Linked DNA regions of Homo sapiens: region 1 is linked to region 2. A link is an interaction called in ENCODE POLR2A ChIA-PET data of the cell type or tissue named here. Cell type or tissue: CD4-positive, alpha-beta T cell. All regions are shown on one strand. Region 1 overlaps TMPRSS9 (transmembrane serine protease 9). Region 2 holds the start of MIR4321 (microRNA 4321).

Evidence for each region. Peaks named below come from ENCODE experiments on the same cell type or tissue, not always from the same donor. Only the 100,000 strongest peaks of a DNase experiment are listed, where the experiment ranks them.
Region 1: POLR2A ChIA-PET joins it to region 2 with 5 read pairs; 8 of 35 experiments call an interaction of 5 or more read pairs at or near these places.

The regions. Positions count from the first base shown.
Region 1 is chr19:2,393,067-2,395,566 of GRCh38, forward strand. The region is part of intron 2 of TMPRSS9 (transmembrane serine protease 9); the gene reads left to right. Among named protein-coding and RNA genes, the nearest start is that of TIMM13, 33 kb to the right of the region's middle. RefSeq lists an enhancer at 1,308-1,397. In CD4-positive, alpha-beta T cell, no CTCF peak of the experiment used is centred here; DNase peaks (open chromatin) are centred at 1,455 and 1,835; H3K4me3 peaks cover 947 bases.
Region 2 is chr19:2,250,544-2,253,043 of GRCh38, forward strand. It overlaps AMH (anti-Mullerian hormone), which reads left to right. Exons shown (of 5, transcript NM_000479.5): 3 at 109-217; 4 at 306-465; 5 at 556-1,530. The coding sequence ends at 1,414. It overlaps JSRP1 (junctional sarcoplasmic reticulum protein 1), which reads right to left. Exons shown (of 7, transcript NM_144616.4): 6 at 2,369-2,460; 7 at 1,709-2,253. The coding sequence ends at 1,786. MIR4321 (microRNA 4321) reads left to right here and starts at 96; the gene lies at 96-175. RefSeq lists a silencer at 103-162. In CD4-positive, alpha-beta T cell, no CTCF peak of the experiment used is centred here; DNase peaks (open chromatin) are centred at 972 and 1,208; H3K4me3 peaks cover 1,107 bases; H3K27me3 peaks cover 1,498 bases.

The DNA of each region.
Region 1 (2,500 bases), 140 kb after region 2:
CAGCGCTCTGTAAAATGGGCCAATCAGGAGGATGTGGGTGGGGCCAGATAAGGGAATAAAAGCGGACTGCTGGAGCCAGCAGCGGCAACCGGCTTGGGGACCTTTTCACAGTGTAGAGGATTTGTTTTTTAATTCTCTGCGAGAAATCTTGCTGCTGCTCACTCGTTGGGTGTGAGATGCTTTTATGAGCTGTAACACTCACTGTGAAGGTCTGCAGTTTCACTCCTGAGGCCAGCAAAACCACAAACCCACCAGGAGGAATGAACAACTCCAGACACGCTGCCTTAAGAGCTGCAACACTCCCTGGGAAGGTCTACAGCGTCACTCCTGAAGCAAGCAAGACCACGAACCCACCAGAAGGAAGAAATTCCGAACACATCCGAACATCAGCAAGAACAAACTCCGGACACACCATCTTTAAGAAATGTAACACTCAGCGTGAGGATCCGCAGCTTCATTCTTGAAGTCAGTGAGACCAAGAACCCACGAATTTCGGACACAGTAACATGGGGAAACCCTGTCTCTACAAAAGAATGCAAACAATTAGCCAGGGCCAGGCATAGTAGCTCACCCCGGTAATCCCAGCACTTTGGGAGGCTGAGGCAGGTAGATCATGAGGTCAGGAGTTTGAGACCAGCCTGGCCAACATGGGTGAAACCCTGTCTTTACTAAAATACAAAAATTAGCTGGGCAGACTGGTACGCGCCTGTAATCCCAGCTACTCAGGAGGCTGAGGTTGGAGAATTGCTTGAACCCGGGAAGTGGAGGTTGCAGTGAGCCGAGATCATGCCACTGCACTCCAACCTGGGCAACAAAGGGAGACCATGTCTCCAAAAAAAAAAAAAAAAAAAAAAAGCTGGGCGCGGTGGCTCCCACCTGTAATCCCAGCACTCTGGGAGGCCGGGTTGGGCGGATCATGAGGTCAGGAGATTGAAACCATCCTGGCCAACATGATGAAACCCCGTCTCTACTAAAATACAAAAAACATTAGTTGGTCATGGTGGCATGTGCCTGTAGTCCTAGCTACTCGGGAAGCTAAGGCAAGGGAATCGCTTGGACCCAGGAGGCAGAGGTTGCACTGAGCCAAGATCGTGCCACTGCATCCCAGCCTGGCAACAGAGTGTGAGACTGTGTCAAGAAAAGAGAAGGAAAGAGAAAGCTAGCCAGCCAGGCGTGATAGTGGGCGCCTGTGGTCTCTGTGGTCTAGCTACTTGGGAGGCTAAGGCAGGAGGATCACCTGAGCCCATGAGGTCGAGGCTGCAGTGAGCAGTGATTGTGCCACTGCACTGAAGCCCGAACAATAGAGACCTTGTCTCAAAAAAATAAAACATTTAAAAAAATAAAAATGAGAATTCAGCCCTTCGCAAACAGCTCACCATTTTAGTTGGAGATGAGAGGCTGAGTGGAGAGCGGGAGGCGTTCTGAACTATTTCTGCAACTTCCTGAATCTGCAGTTGTTTAGAGTAGAAACAGAGTGAGGTTGGGACACAGAGGCGGGGCAATTCAGTCCGCCCACCAGGGTGCTCGTGTTTCTTTAGTTTCTTGAACGAGAAAACATACCGTTTTTAGAATTGGTTCAGAATATTCTATCTACTGAATATATGGCTACGTAAATACCCATCTAGCATATCTATCCATTTAGGATAAACGGAATTGGGACCCAGCTTTCACGGTTTACGCGGTTGCTATTTGCATGGTTTAAATGTTGTAATTACGGCCATTTTTTTTGCGCTGGTGTGCACTTCTGGTAGTTTTAACGTATTTTTGACCAAAACTCGTGCTCTCATGGTTTCTGTGGTTGCTCTCGTAGTTTTTATTTAGATTTTTTTCTGCTGCTGCTTGCATCAGCATAGGAATTTTTTATGACTATTATTTTTGCTGTACTTTGTACTTTGGACACAACACAGCCAACAGCTAAAAACCAGTGCTTTCTGCCTGGCGTGGTGGCTCACGCCTGTCATCCCGGCACTTTGGCAGGCTGAGGCGGGCAGATCACCTGAGGTCAGGAGTTCCCGACCAGCCTGGCCAATGTGGCGAAACCCCATCTCTGCTAAAAATACAAAAATTAACGCTGGGTGCAGTGGCTCACGCCTGTAATCTCAGCACTTCGGGAGGCCAAGGCGGGTGGATCACCTGAGGTCAGGAGTTCCAGAGCAGCCTGGCCAACATGGTGAAATCCAGTCTGTACTAAAAATACAAAAAAACTAGCCAGGTGTGGTGGTCCACGCCTGTAATCCCAGCTACTCAGCAGGTTGAGGCAGGAGGCTGAGGCAGGAGGATCGCTTGAACCCGGGAGATGGAGGTTGCAGCGAGCTGAGAAAACACCACTGCACTCCAGCCTGGGTGACAGAGTGAGACCCTATCTCAAAACAAACAAGGCCGGGCGCGGTGGCTCATGCCTGTTAATCCCAGTGCTTTGGGAAGCCAAGGCTGGCGGATCATCTGAGGTCGGGAGTTTGAGACCAGCCTGGCCAACATGGAGAAACCCCATCTGTACTAG
Region 2 (2,500 bases):
CTGCAGTACTGAGAACAGCGTAGAACCAGTGGCGATGGGAGGAAGGGGACCGGTAGAGCGGGGCTGGGTAAGCCTCCATCCAGCCGGGCTGAGCCCTGGTCTCCGCAGAGCCTCTGCCCCTCCCGAGACACCCGCTACCTGGTGTTAGCGGTGGACCGCCCTGCGGGGGCCTGGCGCGGCTCCGGGCTGGCCTTGACCCTGCAGCCCCGCGGAGAGGGTAGGTCCGCGTGGAGAGGGACGGGGAGCCGGGTCGACTGCCCCCGGGCCCCCAGCCCCTGAGCCAGCCGCGTGCCCACCCACCGCAGACTCCCGGCTGAGTACCGCCCGGCTGCAGGCACTGCTGTTCGGCGACGACCACCGCTGCTTCACACGGATGACCCCGGCCCTGCTCCTGCTGCCGCGGTCCGAGCCCGCGCCGCTGCCTGCGCACGGCCAGCTGGACACCGTGCCCTTCCCGCCGCCCAGGTGCGCGCAGGCACCGGGACACGGGGCAGGAGCGGGCGGGGGCGGCGTGGCCTCGTGGCCGCTCTCAACTCCTCCAATTGCGGGTTCCAGGCCATCCGCGGAACTCGAGGAGTCGCCACCCAGCGCAGACCCCTTCCTGGAGACGCTCACGCGCCTGGTGCGGGCGCTGCGGGTCCCCCCGGCCCGGGCCTCCGCGCCGCGCCTGGCCCTGGATCCGGACGCGCTGGCCGGCTTCCCGCAGGGCCTAGTCAACCTGTCGGACCCCGCGGCGCTGGAGCGCCTACTCGACGGCGAGGAGCCGCTGCTGCTGCTGCTGAGGCCCACTGCGGCCACCACCGGGGATCCTGCGCCCCTGCACGACCCCACGTCGGCGCCGTGGGCCACGGCCCTGGCGCGCCGCGTGGCTGCTGAACTGCAAGCGGCGGCTGCCGAGCTGCGAAGCCTCCCGGGTCTGCCTCCGGCCACAGCCCCGCTGCTGGCGCGCCTGCTCGCGCTCTGCCCAGGTGGCCCCGGCGGCCTCGGCGATCCCCTGCGAGCGCTGCTGCTCCTGAAGGCGCTGCAGGGCCTGCGCGTGGAGTGGCGCGGGCGGGATCCGCGCGGGCCGGGTCGGGCACAGCGCAGCGCGGGGGCCACCGCCGCCGACGGGCCGTGCGCGCTGCGCGAGCTCAGCGTAGACCTCCGCGCCGAGCGCTCCGTACTCATCCCCGAGACCTACCAGGCCAACAATTGCCAGGGCGTGTGCGGCTGGCCTCAGTCCGACCGCAACCCGCGCTACGGCAACCACGTGGTGCTGCTGCTGAAGATGCAGGTCCGTGGGGCCGCCCTGGCGCGCCCACCCTGCTGCGTGCCCACCGCCTACGCGGGCAAGCTGCTCATCAGCCTGTCGGAGGAGCGCATCAGCGCGCACCACGTGCCCAACATGGTGGCCACCGAGTGTGGCTGCCGGTGACCCCTGCGCCGCGCGGACTCCTGCCCCGAGGGTCCGGACGCGCCCCAGCTCGCGCCCCTTCCCATATTTATTCGGACCCCAAGCATCGCCCCAATAAAGACCAGCAAGCAACCGGCTGGGGTGTCCGTGCGTGTTAGGGGGCCCGTGGGACCTCCCTTGCCGTCTCTCCTCGCGCACGGCCCGGGTCCGCCCTGTAGCGCTCGCTGTCTCTCCCCTGCCTGAAGCGCCCCACCACCGTCTTTCAGGCCCCGGACTTGGTGCCGGGTCCAGGCGTAAAGGAGCAGGTGACTCTGCGGCCGCAGCACTCGCTTTATTTCGCCAGAGTCGCGGGGCGTCCAGAAGGGGCCCCTGGACTCCGGCGCGGGGCCGGCTCAGTCCCGCCCCTTGCCTGCGCGGAGCTTCTGGCGACTCCCAGGCCGCTGCTCCTCGTCGGGACGCCTCGGGGACACCCAGGCCTGCTTCTTCCTGGGCTCGGCGTCCCTGGAGTCCCGTGCCCACGGCCGGTGGCCCCCTTCGCGTGACTCCCAGCGCTGGGGTAGGGCTTCCCGGGGCTCCCTGGCGGCCCGTGGCCTCTCCTCTTTCCGCGGCCTCTCTTTCTTAGGTCTCTCCTCCTTCCGCGGCTTCTCCTTCCGCGGCTTCCCCTCTCTCCGAGGCCTCTCCTTGGGTCCCCGGTCTGCGAGGGTCACACGGTCCTCCCGGACGGCCTCTCCGGTGGCCTCGCCGGGCTCCTCTTCGTCGTTCTCTGCAGCCTCCCGACTCCCGGGAATCTTGGGTCTGACCTCTGCCTCGGCCCGGGGCGCAGGCGGCGCTGATGGAGGCGCCTGGGCCTCGAACTTAGGCTGCAAGACAGAGTGGGGTCCTGGGGTAAGCGCCCACCTTCCCCCCGGCCCGGGCTCCTTCTTTCCTTGGGGATGAAGGTCCCAATGCCCGCGGTCAGTGGAAGGAAGCTCTTACCAGGGGCGACGATGGCTCCCTCGGGGCTGAGCTTGGCGGGACCCAGGGCTCGGGCACACGTGCTTGGAGTGCTGCCTCCCCAGGGACGGCGTCTGCAGCGACAGGGTCGGGACCCGAGTCAGCTGGGCCGAG